2 separate regions of the Homo sapiens genome follow, and region 2 is linked to region 1. The links are chromatin contacts, found by Hi-C in ENCODE. All regions are on one chromosome and are shown on one strand. The core of a region is the stretch at or near the end of the contact, and the rest is flanking DNA. Distances in the headings are between cores, read along the strand shown. Region 1 has its middle 51 kb from the start of IL20RA. Region 2 overlaps MAP3K5 (mitogen-activated protein kinase kinase kinase 5).

Region 1 (7,303 bases), core at 2,461-4,960:
AGCACCCTGTTTATTGCTGTGGGTGTGTGACAGCTGGAAGACAGGGCTCATGGAAAGGTCAAAGGAGGCATGGGCACCCATTCCCCTTGCCCCTGTTGTTGCTGCAGATGGTATGTTGCTCAATATCATATCAGTATGACTACCCGGAATCCTGGGTGATAAGAAGTACAACTGGAGACTGGGACACACACAGTGACTGCTTCTGCAGTGTGGGGATTCTGTATAAAAGCCCTTCCCCCTGGCTCTAGGTACTGGCCACCCTCCCAAGGGATGTGAGATATTTCTGCAATCACTTACCTCCTTCCTCCTCCTGTTTCTCTCCAGCCTGTGCAGTGCAGGGAAGAGCACTGGCTCTCATGCCATACTGCTGGGGTCTGCTTTTGTGCTTCCCCACCTGGTGGCTCTGAGATCTTAGCCAAGCACTGTACCTTCCTGGGGCTGCTGTAACAAAGCACCACAAGTTGGGTGGCTTAGAACAGCAGAAATATGTCGTCTCACAGATCTGCGGGCTGCAAGTCAGACCATGATGTTAATAGGGTTGATTCCTTCTGAGGGCCACCAAGGAGACTCTGTTCCAGGCCTTACTCCAAGCTTCTCGTGGTTTGCCAGCAATCTTTGGCATTCTTTGGCTTGCAGCAGCATAATTCCAGTCTTTTTTGTGTGTATGACAGGGTCTCTCTCTGTCGCCCAGGCTGGAGTGCAGTAGTGCAATCTCGGCTCACTGCAACTTCTGCCTCCCGGGTACAAGCGATTCTCCTGCCTCAGCCTCCCGAGTAGCTGGGATTATAGGCACCCACCACCATGCCCGGATAATTTTTGTATTTTTAGTAGAGACAGCATTTCACCATGTTAGTGGGGCTGGTCTCAAACTCCTGACCTCAAGTGATCTGCCTGGCTCGGCTTCCCAAAGTGCTGGGATTACAGGCATGAGCTACCGTGTCTGGCCATTACATGGTATAATCACTGTGTGTGTGTGTCTGTGTTTTCACATAGCATTCTTTTTGAAGGACACCAGTCATATTGGATTAAGGGCCCACTCTACTCCAATAAGACCCCATCTTAACTAATTACATCTGCAACCATCATATTTTTGAATAAGGCCGCATTTGGGGTACTGGGAGTTAGAACTTTAACATATGAATTTTGTGGAGACACAATTCAACCTTTGAAAACAACAGATTTAACATCTCAGTCTTCTCATCTATAAACCAGGGATATTAGTAACATCCACATTGCAGAGTTGGTGTAAAAAAGATTCAGTCATTTCCTAGACAACCGCTGTAACCAGCTAAGCCTTGAAGCCACATGCTCAGTCATTTAGAACATGTTAAGCACATCGAGACATCTCTGGCTCACAGCTAGCAGCTGGTAAATGTGAGCCATCATTATTTTTCACAACTACATGTGCAGATTTTGACCCTGGGAGAATTTTTTGTTCTAGATTTACACACTAACACCCCTCCCATCTGACCTTTGACCAAGGTTTTTACTACACGTATAAAAATAATAATATAAAGGAGTATGAGCCAAGTACTAAAGTCCTGAGGAGGTGATATCTCTGTGTGCCAAGCAGTCACGGAAGCCTTCATGGGTGATGTTAGAAGACTGTTTTAGTCTGTGCTTGCACTACTATCAAGAACTATCTGAAACTGGGCAATTTATAAAGAAAAGAGGTTTAATTGGCTCATGGTTCTGCAAGGCTGTGCAGAAAGCATGGTGGCTTTTGCTTCTGGGGAGGCCTCAGGAAGCTTCCAATTGTGGTAAAAGGCAAAGGGAGAGCAGGAGTCTTACATGGCTGGAGCAGCAGCAAGAGAGAGGAAGTGGGGAGGTGCTGCACACTTTTAAATGACCAGATCTCATGAGAACTCACTCACTATCATGAGAACAGCACCAAGGGGATGCTGCGAAACTACTGACAAGAAATCGCTCCAATTGTCCAATCATCTGTCACCAGGCCCCACTTCCAACACTGGGGATTACAATTTGACATGGGATTTGGGTGGAGACATGTATCCAAACCATATTACAGACCTTGAAGATGGGGAAGGGGATTGAATCCTTTGATCAAAATCCCATTTTGTGCCTCTGATTTTGGGAAAAATTACTGATCTTCCTTGAACTTCAATTTCTCTATAAAATGGCAATAATATAGTTGTTGCATTGATTAAATGAGACAAGGTAAAGTGTTTGTCAGATGCCCCAAACCCAATAGGTGCTCAGTGAATATTTTTTAAAAATATAGAAGTTATGTTGTGGGCAAAGACTTGGGCAAATTATTAGGAACAAGACTGTAGCTTTTGGGCAGAGCACAGTTGGACTTACTGGCTCAGTAATTCCACATTTGAGTAGAACAACAACTAGTTTCTCAATGATGACACATCAGGATCAAACACCCGGGGGACCTCTCCTGCAATTGCTGTTCTCTTTGAAGAAGCTCCTTTTAAATAGAAGACAGTACCTTGAAATATGGCCACAGGAGGTCAGTAGCGTGCTGTGGTTCTACGCAGAAGCAAAAAAACAGTCCCCTCTAAGCATCTTTAAGCCATAAATTCCTTGTTGTAAACTAAGAATATGTTATTCCTTCCATATTTTCAGATAAATTGACAGCTAAGCTTAAAGAAATTATGCTTTCAGCTTGTAATATGGAATAGACAGGCACTAACTTATTCTTAAAGACTCTTATTATGACACGGCTGTGTTTGAAGAAATGGTTTTGTTTTGTTTTTTAATGAAACCTGTGTTTTGGTCAAGAGTGTTACCACATTCAGATCACAACTTTTCTAAGGAAATACACTCAAAGACACCTAACATTTGAGTGAGATTAATCATAATGTAAGATTTCTGTGATGTGTGCAATGGGGCTTCAATATCTTAGATCTCACCATGATGGGCAATTGCTTGTCTTTTTCGAGCCTTGATTTCTCATCTTTAAGACAGGAGTGACGCGGCTGTTGTCATAATTAAGTGAGGAAATGTAGTTAAAGCACCGACCACCAAGCCCTAAACATTTTGTGCTTCTGGATGCCCAGTATCCTTCCTGTTTGGGGAGAATCTGAAGATGGGTGAGGGACAGGGCTTGTCCCTCGCCGCAATGGAAGTCAAAGGGGGACGATCTTTCTTCGACTCTTTGACCCCTGGCTGCTGGAGCATGGTCATGTGACCAAAGCGTGGCTGGGCATCTCAAAGGCTCAGCCACTTGCATATTATTTGTGATGTCAGGTGTAGGCTAGTGGCGTAATAGCAAGCACCCGGGATCAGCAGGTCCCTGCAGGATGTTGGCGGGGCTTTGCCTACCTTCGTTTCTGCCTAAGTATGCTGAGTTTTCCCAACAACGCTGGGAGCTTATTTATATCCTTCTAACAAATTCAGGTTAGCCAGAAAATCTACTGTTGTTTGCAACCCAAAACACTGAAGAGTGTAAGATTCAAGTTTAAGTTTATGGTAAATGTGCAAAATTACTCGTTAAAGGATTCTGGCTGGTATATAATAGAGTTTTCTCCTGAGGTTTTTTCCACAGTACAATCGATGATTGTAAAAGAAAAGCTGAATAATTGAAAAAAGGCCTAGTGTTTTGACATGACAATAGAAATAATATTTACTAGACACAGAGAGCAGGGTTTCAACCATCCTGTAATTGTCAGCCATGCAGCAGGGCTGTCTGAGGACAGCTGTGCATGTAAATCATCACTGGTTGCCTGGATGAGATAACTAGGTTACTGGTGGCTTCCCCTTCTTCTGGCTTCAGAGGTTGCACCCAAACTCAGTTTCCCATGGGCCCAGTGACTTCCTCTCTCATATCCTCCCACACCAGACCTTCAATGAGACTAAATGGAAATATCTCTGAAATCCACTGATGAGAGAGCAGTAGAACTAACACTGTATATATGTGTGTGTGTACATACTTCAGTATGAAAACAGGAATTCCTATGCATAAATGGCATAACAACACCATATGGCCCCTCACCAATGCATCAGAAGGTAAATAGCTTCTCTTCAGATGATGTTAGAAGAATCATTTGTCCAGTTATTCAAGTTAAATGTCATTTACTTTTGAAATGTTTCTTTGTGATTTAAAGCCTGTCACTAAAAACAAACCCCACACCACCACCACAAAACAAAAACCAAAAAATAAAAGCAAACCACTGCTCTTTGCTTCTCAAACTCTCTCACTGCCTGATATCACACTCACCAGGAAATTTTCTTGGTGATAGAACTTCCATTTCCTCACTGTCTCCCTCACCACCTACCCTACCTCCCATCAGCCCTGGCCTTGGGAATGAAGTGGTCAGAGAAAATGATCTCCTCATAAATGTCTGATGAAAATCGGCTTGCCACCCTGTAACATGGGAAGACATTTGTATCATCTATATTCTAGGTTGATCATAAAACCATCTTATAAAATTGGTTAATTATGCTGGGGTTCAACTGTTTATTATGTCAGACAAGTAGGGTTTTGGGGCAGGTCTGAGATGAAGAGATTGGTAGTAAGGGAAGACTCAATTTATAGCTTTTATTACCAGTAAAATCTGAAGCCTTGCAAAACCTCAATGGTGCCCAATTATATAAAAACATGGTAATTTTTCTTGCATCATCAATATTTAAAAGCCACTTGGCTGACCATGTTGGGACACCTATGTTTTGAAGCATGTGAGGAAACATCTGTGAGCACATTTACAGTATTCCATCAAATAATACGCTTCAAATTCAAGAGGAGTAATTTCAAATTAGTAATGTTTACAGACATGTCTGCATCCATTGTACCTAAAAGAAAGTTAAAATGAGATAAAAATCTGGGAAAAAAAGGTGGCAGCTCATTTCCCACAATCTCCCTTGCTTTTTTAAACTCTTACTTTGAACTTACTGCTTTTTGCATGATAGTCTTCTGCCTTAATTCTTGAATTTTCCAAATTGATGTTAAAGTCTTTAATGACTCCTTTTTATACCAAATAACTCTCTCTTTTTTTCTTTTTACCAACTCTCTGATATGCAAATGTATGTCTGGAGTACCATAAAAAGGATTTTATTTTTCAAAAATAAACAAAGGGAGAATGTAGGTAACAAAATCTAATACAGAAGATGTATTTAACATCATGGTATAGTAGAAAAAAACAAGTTATTCTGTCTTGCATCATTGATGTTTATAAGTCACTTGATGAGCCATTATGAAACATCTCTGTTTGTAACATGCAAAGTTAACAGCTGGGTCATATTTATAGCATTCTACTCAATACCATGCCTCAGAGTCCAGGTTGAGAATTTGTGATTTGCAATTGATAGGCATATTTGCCTTCAGACATTGGAAAACTCTGAAATAGGAAAAAATAATGAAGACATTGTAAAGTATTTCTTTCCCTCTGGCAAGTAAAAGATTAATTACTGTTAGTATACCAGCTCTTTCTTATAAGAAATCATCCTGAAATCCTAAAATAGCCGCTTCATATCAGAGTGATATCCAGAAGCCTCTTTCAATATCTGTCCTAAAGGACAAAATGCCCACCCTCCAAACAGTCGAAGACAGATTTTTCATGGGGCATATTGTTGAATTTTGTGATGAATCTTGCTGAATTATTTAGCCTTTGGCAGCAAAATGTGGCTGGGAAGAACATGGACTGCGTGGCTTCACCACAGCAGCTCAGGTAGATGTCCTTGGGCTTGAACTTTCTGAACTTTGGCTCACTCTGATGAAATGGGAAAAACAACGGCAACTTTACAGAGTTGTTTCAAAGACTATATAAGAATTACAATAATAGCTAAGATTCTTGAAAAAATTTCCATTTGCCAGACACTGACTAGAAAGCTTGATATAGACTTGTCATTTCAAACAGATCAAATCTATATGGAAAAGGCACTTCATGAATTAGGCCACAGAAATGTGAATTTATTCCTCCTTCCTCTGTTATTTGAAACTCTCATAAAAGGGACTTTTTTTTTTGAGACGGGATCTCACTCTGTTGCCCAGGCTGGAGTGCAGTGGCACGATCATAGCTCAATGCAGCCTCCAACTTCTAGGCTCAGGTGATCCTCCTGTCTCAGCCTACTGAGTAGCTAGGACTACAGGTGTGTGCCATCATGCCTAGCTAGTTAAAAAAATTTTTTTGTAGGGGTATTGCTATGTCCCCTAGGGTGGTCTGGGACTCCTGGCTTCAAGCTATCCTCCTGCCTTGGCTTCCCAAAGTGCTAGGATTACAGGCCTGAGCCACTGCACCTGGCCAAGAATGATGTTTTTTTTTTTTTGTTTTTTTGTTTTTGAGACACAGTCTCGCTCTGTCACCCAGGGTGGAGTGCAGTGGCGCAATCTTGGCTCACTGCAACCTCTGCCTCCCTGGTTCAAGCGATTCTCCTGCCTCAGCCTCCCGAGTAACTGGGACTACAGGCGCGTGCCACCATGCCCAGCTAATTTTTTGTATTTTTAGTAGAGATAGGGTTTCACCATGTTGGCCAGGCTGGTCTCGAATTCCTGACCTCAGGTGATCCACCCACCTCGGCCTCCCAAAGTGCTGGGATTACAGGTGTGAGCCACCGCACCCAGCCGCCAAGAATGATTTTTAATGAGAACCTAACAGCTTAAAGGACATAGCTATGTACCTTCCCATTTCCCAATAGTTGAAGAGCCTTAAGATTTTTTCTACTTTTTGTTTGTGTTGCAAAATGAGTATTATAATTTAATCCCTTTTCTGTTGATAGGTGTGAATAGTATTTTGCTTTAAGTTTTAAAATTACTAATTAATTGAACAATAAAAAATTACCAAAATTTGTATTTCCCTTTATAAAACTGCTTATGTCTTTTTCCTATTTATTTATTGTTTTCATGTTTTTCTTATTGATCTATAAGAGTTCTTCATATGCTAAGAATATTAACTTTTTATTCATTAACTGTTGCAAAAAACTTTACACCTCTCTTTTTGTCTTTTAATTTGGTTTATGCTAAATTTTAAGACTCATAAAATTTACAGCTTTATGGGGTTATAAAGTCTATTAGTCTTTTTTCATTATGACTTCTTCCATTGTTTCTATATTCTAAAAGCTATTTACCTTCCAGAGATCAGAAAAATAGTAAAGTGCTTTCTTCTTTTTTTATTTTTTTTGAGATGGAGTCTTGCTCTGTCGCCCAGGCTGGAGTGCAGTGGCATGGTCTCGGCTCACTGCACTCCGCCTCCCTGGTTCACGCCATTCTCCTGCCTCAGCCTCCTGAGTAGCTGGGACTATAGATGCCCACCACCACACCTGGCTCTCTGGCTAATTTTTGTATTTTTAGTAGAGACAGGGTTTCACCGTGTTAGCCAGGATGGTCTCAATCTCCTGA
Region 2 (7,303 bases), core at 2,026-4,525, 380 kb before region 1:
ACATAGAGGAGCTGAGGAAGGGAGTGGAGGAAAGGATCACAAGAAGATAAGCTGAGAGCTGGTGTTATAAAGGAATTTCTAGTGATAAGAGATGGTTCATTAAAACAACTTCCTCACTCTACACAAAACAGGTTCATTTCTCCTAAGTCATCAGAGGTGTTTAATGCATCTGCACCACAGCTCATTGACCAGGAGTGTCCAGACTTACTCACCACTTACTGAGAGACCCCAAGTGGAAGTATGATCATTTCATAATGCATGAAATAAATCAGAAAATAATTGTTACTAGCATTTCTTATTTTAAACCAATGTAAATATTGGCACAGATATTCTCTCAATAAACATTAGTAGGCACGAGAGAAATTCTCATGAGACTTAAAGAAAATTGTAAAAAATAAAAGTGTTGTTACAATGCTAAAGAAAATAAAAAGAATTGGCCAGGCACAGTGGCTCACGCCTGTGATCCCAGCACTTTGGGGGGCCGAGGTGGGCAGATTACTTGAGGTCAGGAGTTCAAGACCAGCCTGGCCAACATGGTGAAACCCCATCTCTACTAAAAATATAAAAATTAGCCAGGCATGGTGGCACGTGCCTATAATCCCAGCTACTCTGGAGGCGGAGGTTGCAGTGAGCTGAGATTGCTCCATTGCACTAAAAAAGCAAAAAAAAAAAGAAAAAATCAACTTCCTTCTCTCAAAGTGTAATGATCATCTTCTCTTGAAAAAAATACTAAAATTTTTCATTCTTAGTACAACAAAATAGTACTTGTGATTTAAAACAATGGATATAAATCTTATTACAATTAAATGCTATGACTAGATTCTAAATATCCTTTCAAATGATACTTCAGACATAGATTTTTAAAGTACTTTCATAGCTCCCATTACTTTTCCAGGAGCTTAAATTAAAACAAAAAAAAATTTTTTTCTACGATTTCTTCCTGAGAATTTGCCACCAAAGAGAAACTGCAGTCTTCAACAAAGAGCAGCAGATTAAAATAAAACTTGTGCAGCTGTACTTTCTAGATGGCCAAAGAATCAACCTAAGTGAAACTAAACATATGACAAGAATAGCATTCTAAAACTGTCTTTGCCCTGTGAAAACAGAGAAATGCTTTGTTTTTATTTCACTTGGCTAATCCTTACATGATATATTATTTTAAATATCTCTTGTTCTGCTTCTTTCATGGCAGTTTTCCTATCTGTTGGTCAATGGCAGGAATAAGGGTTACATCTTTAACTAATTGACCAGAAATGAATAAAACTAAAAATACACACACACACCAACTCTTTTCGGTAGCATAGGACCTGAGGAACTTTCAGGACTCAGAGGAAATTGCTAGACTGCCAAATATGCTTCCTATCCCAGATATTTCTGTCCTCTGCAACCAGACACATGACCTACCAGGCTAGGAATAGTCTAAATAAGAAAACAGCAAAAGTTTAAGTTAATAGAAAGGAGAAGGGAAAAGAAAAAAAGAAGGATGTTACCTAGGAAAACTCAGGAGGCATAGCTGATAGGCTTTTCTAAATGAACACACTCAGCAGGAATATATGATATAATTTTAACTAGAAGTAACTAACAATAATGCTTAGCAGTCAAGGGCAACAGGCTTTGGAGTCAGGCAGTCGTAATCCCAAATTTTCCTAGCTATATCACCTTAGGCAAATGATTGAATTTCTTTGAGCTTCGGTTTGTGATACTAAAAAAATGCTAATAGAAAATACATCTTACAGAGCTCTTTTAAGAATTATTATTATTATTATTCTTTGTTTTGTGATTTTTTTGAGACAGGGTCTTGCTGTGTCGCCCAGGCTGGAGTGCAGTGGTGTGATCTCAGCTTACTGCAACCTCTGCCTCCTGGGTTCAAGAGATTCTCATGCCTCCCAAGTAGCTGGGATTACAGGCATGTGCTGCCACACCTGGCTAATTTTTGTATTTAGTAGAGACAAGGTTTCACCACGTTGGCCAGGCTGGTCTTGAACTCCTGGCCTCAAGTGATCCAACTGCCTCAGCTCCGCAAAGTGCTGGGATTACCACACCCAGCCTCTCCTTTAAGAATTTGAAAATGTATGCAGATAAAGCACTTGGTACCTAGCACATAGTGAATACTCAATAAGAAGCAGATAATATGTACAAGATAAATGAGCACAGTTTAGACATCATTAGCCTTTTTAAGGAACTACTTCAATCAAATGCCAATAACACTCCTAGACAAAGGCTAGCTTAAAACAATAAGCCAGTTTATTTGTCCCGGACATATGTGTGGTAAGATTAGCTTTATCTCTTTCTCTCAAATGTAAGTTTGCTTCATTTAAAAATACTTCCCTAGGAAAGAATGGGCACAAAATTAAACCACCAGATACTAGCAGGAGCAAGAGCAAAAAAATGTAGAAAGTAAAAAATCTCCAACATAATAGGGCCTGCTTAAATAAACTTAATCTATCTAGGTGATCTAGGTGTGGCAGCTCACACCTATAATCCCAACCCTTTGGGAGGCCAAGGTGGGAGAATCGCTTGAACCCAGGAGTTCAAGACCAGCCTGGGCAACATGGCAAAACCCCATCTCTACAAAAAAGAGAAAAATTAGCTGGGTGAGGTAGCATGCATCTGTAGTCCCAGCTACTCAGGAGGCTGAGGAGGGAGGATCACTTGAACGCAGGAGGTCATGGCTGCAGTGAGCTGTGATCACGACACTGCATTCCAGCCTGGGTGAGAGAGCGAGATCCTGTCTAAATAAATAAATAAATACATACATACATAAACTTAACCCAAAGAAAAATGAAAAGAGCTAAATAAAATAATTCCTTCATCAAATGCTAATATGGGTTGCAAATAGCAGCAAATCAAAATGTCTAATTAAAAATGAGTTACAACATTTTATGATGTACTAATTAAAGGGGTAAATCTGGAGGAAAATTAAGGAGGGGCTTAAGGATTGCTCCAGGTAAAGGATTGCTCTAGGATAAAAAAACAGACTTAGGACAAGTAGGGGCAAATCTCTTAGAACTGTTTCAGAGTATTCTGGAAAGGGATATACCTGTCAATCACCAGCACAATGCCTGGCATGTAGTAGGTATGTTTGCTCAATGAAGTTCTGCAGATTTCTCAAAGAAAGCCACACATGCTTTAAATACTCAGAATGCAAAATACTACTGACTTTTTTGCATGAAATATGGGTTAGAGATACTCATATAACAATTGCTAAGTCATTAGTAATATGGTTAAGGATTCTAGAGCTCAATGTCCCAAGGTTGGCTCAGATTTGGGAACTGGAAGACAGAGCTGAGAAAAAGCCACATGAAGCTAGCTGGAAGTTTCACAAAGGAAATGGATGATGGCAAGCTCAGCATGCGATTCACTGAACTGTGGGATGCTTTTCAAAGAATCACACAGTGTAAAATCACTTGGCCTTGCAAAAAGCATTTTAGGCAAACTTCTTTGGATGGAGGAAATGCCTTTATAGCAGTAAGCTCCTATTACTGGAGAGAATGACATCGAGACAGGTTGAATTTTGTAGACAAACATAGTAAGTTTCTCCTCCTTTTCTCCCATCTTAGTTTAAATCATACCCTAGTGAAAGAGGAAGGCAACTATTTGGGTATACTCAGAATTTCTCAGAGCACTTTCAAGTAGGAAGTGTACTTTTAGTTGGGAGACTGGTGGGCACCATGAAGCTCCCAAAAGTGACAAAGCATGGAGGCTTGACCATACCTTATGCAATCTCCCTTCTCCACGTCGGCGCTAATGACTTCCTATTAACACAGTCTCCTCCGCTACAACCATGACTGAAACTCAGAACTCAGTGTGAACTTTTTTCCTACTCGTGTCATCAAATTTCTACAGTGAATTCTCGATAAACCTCCCAATTTGACAAGTAATTGATGCATACTAACCAAACATATAAAAGTCTTTCACAAATAAAAGCTACTTAAAATGTTTGGATGACAAACCGGTATCCCTGAAATGCTGATGTTAAAATGAAACATTCAGTAAACAAGGGAGGTACCTTCAGTGACTGCAGAGAGTCCGAGTTAGTATCACAGTAGAGGATGATGTTGTTGGCCATGCTGAAACTTTCTCTCACCCCAAGGTGGTAAAACAAGGACGGCTGCCGGAAGGCATCGCTCATCTCCACCACCGCAATATCTGCAAACAGAAAACAAAGTCCCCCAAAGAATGACACCCAAATAATGCCCAATCAGCACATTTTGGTTTGAATTATCTTAGTATTCAAAAGAGGAAATAAGGAAACGATAGGGATTTTCTCTCTTCATTTATCACTGAATTTTGAATTTGCAGCTCTACCTGGAAGTGGTTTTATAAAATGTAACAAACCTCCTTTTTCTGTTTTTAAGAGACAAGGTCTTGCTCTGTCACCCAGACTGGAGTACAGTGACATGATCATGGCTGACTGCAGCCTTGAACTCCTAGGCTCAAATGATCCTCCCACCTCAGTCTCCCTAGTAACTGGGACTACAGGCATGTGGCATCACGCCCAGCTAATTAAAAAATTTTTTTAGAGACAGGGTCTTCCTATGTTTCCCAGGTTGAACTCAAACTCCCGGCCTCAAATAATCCTCCTGCCTCGGCTTTCCAAAATGCTGGGATTACAGGTGTGAGCCACCATGCCTGGCCCAAACCTGCATTTTTTTTAAAGAAGAAGGAGATCATGTGATTACTGGAAACCGAGGAGAATTTGCAACGGTGGGAAGCAGGGGCTAATGCTCTCTCATAAATTTCAACATTAAAACACGTTAACTAAGGTTCCAAATAAGGAAATTAAAAAAAAAAAAACAGATTCATTAAAAAATAGCAGTAACATATATAAAACGAGATTTTTAAAAAATAAATAGGTAAGCTTATTAGTTAATCCAGAACTGGGTTTTAGAGTTAAATAACTGATATCTAGTAAGTCCCTGGTAAGTATAATCAAGAACAAAAGAGAGAAAAAAGGTATAGAAAATATAACAAAGGGGAATATAACCACAGATGCAAATCCATCCAAGGCTCAAAGATGACCAGTAACAAGGTAGTAGAAATTTGATATCAAAATTTGACAATGTCACAAAAACGAAATTTAGATTAGTCTAAAACTCCTTTATGGCTATAAACAAAAATATGAAAGAAAAACTAACAAAATGTACCAAGTGTTATAAGACCTAGATCGTGAGTTTAAAATTTATTTGCAGAATGCAAGGATAGCTCAATGGAAAAAACTCATCAGCATCTCGAACATGCTCCAAGTACATTAATTAAAATTCTCAATCCATTTCTCATTAAAAATAATTGCTGAGCTGGGCACAGTGGCACGCACCTGTAATCTCAGCTACTCAGGAGGCTGAGTTGAGAGTATCACCTGAGGCCAGGAGTTTGAGGCCAGCCTGGGCAACAGAGCAAGACCCCTAGCTCTAAGAAGAATAAAAATTTTAAATTAAAAAATAATAACTTCAAATTAAAAATATAAGGGCATTTCCTTAACATAGAGAATATATGTTTCATAACAACTTCCAACTTTGTGCATCTAGGTATTCCCATGAAAATCAGAAATAAAGGCTGTCATCTATTCCCACAACTTACTATATAATGGCTTTCTGAAAATCCCAGCCACTGCAATAAGATTTCTAGAAAGTAAGAAGATATAATTCTAGAAAATAAAATAGATAATTATCTCTATTTGCAGATGTTGTGGATGTCAACCAAATACCCCAACAGACTTAGCTGAATAGCTATTAGAAGTAATAATACAATTTAGTAAGGCATCAAGATGCAAAACTATTATGAAAACAAAGAGCTTCCTTTGCAATTGCAATAAACATTTAGGAAATATAAAACAGAAGCCATTCATAATTACAATGAAAATGTTAATATATAACAAATTTAAAAGAAGATAATTTCTTAAAAATATATGCAATATGTGAGAGATGAAAGGTTAATATCTTTATAAATCATCTCTTATGATCAATTTAAAATAACTCAGCAATGATAAAAACATTACATTAGACAATCATGCTATAGACATCAACAAGCAAATTCATGGAAATTTAAAATGGTAAATAAATATATGAGAAATTACTCTCCATCTTGCTTCTAATAAATGCACATTAAACCAACTATAAAATGCCAATTGTTTTGCCTAAGAAGTGGGCAAAGTAAAGGAGTCAATGAAAATGCAGAGAAATGACACTCTTTTATGCTGTGGGAAGTGTAAACTTTCTTTTCTTTTTTTTTTCCTTTTTTTTTTTTTTTTTTTAAGGCAGACAGTTCTCAGTTTGTTGCCCATACTAGAGTGCAGTGACAAAATCATAGCTCACTATATATGCACAGCCTCAAAATTCTGGGCTCAAGCGATCCTTCAGCCTCAGCCTCCTGAGTAGCTGGGACTACAGGCATGTGTCACCATGCCTGGCTAATTTTTTAAAATTTTTTGTAAACACAGGTATCACTATGCTGCACGGGCTGGTCTCAAACTCCTGACCTCAAGCAATCCTTCTGCCTCAGCCACCTAAAGTGCTGGGATTACAGGCATGAGCCACCACACCCCAGCCAAGTGTAAACTTTCTAGAAGGCTTAAATCCTAAAAATTATGTACACTCTGACCCAATAATTCCATTCCTTGGAATTTACTCTGAGAAAATTATTATAAATGTGAATAGATTTACCCGTCCATTGAAAAAATATTTTTTTACAATAAAATAATGGAAAATGTCTAAATACCTATCAGTAAGAAAATGTTTATATACGTGTGTATGTGTATATATGTAATAATGATATATATGTATATAATAATTTCAAATAATGGGATATCATGAAACCAAAGAAAAAGAAAAAAGTAGAATAAGACTTAGCAACAGGGGATAAATCCAAACTATATCAAGTAAAAATAAAAAGTAAAATATAATATACATACTGCCAGGTATAGCATATACATTAAAAATATAATGTATACATTATAATGAGTGCATTATGATGTTTACATTCATGTATATATCCATGTGCATAAAAAATACCTGAAAAGTTGTACACCAACTTTTGTTGGTAATAGCTGTGTTATAGGGATTATGAATTATTTTATTTTTCTATTTTATATCTTCTATATTTCCCACGATTTCTATTATGAACATTGATTACTTTCACAATTTAGGAATCTATCAAAATATAAAATGAACAACATTCAAGACCTGTGTGATGGAATATAAAACCAAAGTGCAGCACATAAAAATACTGCAGATGCTTGAGAAGCTGTTTGGTGCAAAGTCCACCTTGTCTAATGAGCATGAAATTAGCATTAAACTTTGGTGAA

Evidence for each region. Hi-C counts contacts between places; a loop is a spot of excess contacts on that map. Pooled maps may share reads with other maps.
Region 2: a loop to region 1 is called in a map with no recorded cell type, with 7 times the contacts of the local background. The contact joins two enhancer-like sites. A Hi-C loop is called at or near these places in 23 of 37 single-sample maps with no recorded cell type and 5 of 50 pooled maps.

What each region holds. Positions count from the first base shown.
Region 1 is chr6:137,092,066-137,099,368 of GRCh38, forward strand. No RefSeq gene overlaps it. Among named protein-coding and RNA genes, the nearest start is that of IL20RA, 51 kb to the left of the region's middle. RefSeq lists enhancers at 2,255-2,304, 2,325-2,574, 3,982-4,121, 5,035-5,204, 5,800-5,969. Within about 2 kb of position 3,711, at least 4 of the 41 ENCODE cell types and tissues checked have a DNase peak (open chromatin) inside an H3K27ac peak, as active enhancers do.
Region 2 is chr6:136,716,441-136,723,743 of GRCh38, forward strand. It overlaps MAP3K5 (mitogen-activated protein kinase kinase kinase 5), which reads right to left. Exons shown (of 30, transcript NM_005923.4): 2 at 4,010-4,149. Among named protein-coding and RNA genes, the nearest start is that of MAP3K5-AS2, 64 kb to the right of the region's middle. Within about 2 kb of position 3,276, at least 5 of the 41 ENCODE cell types and tissues checked have a DNase peak (open chromatin) inside an H3K27ac peak, as active enhancers do.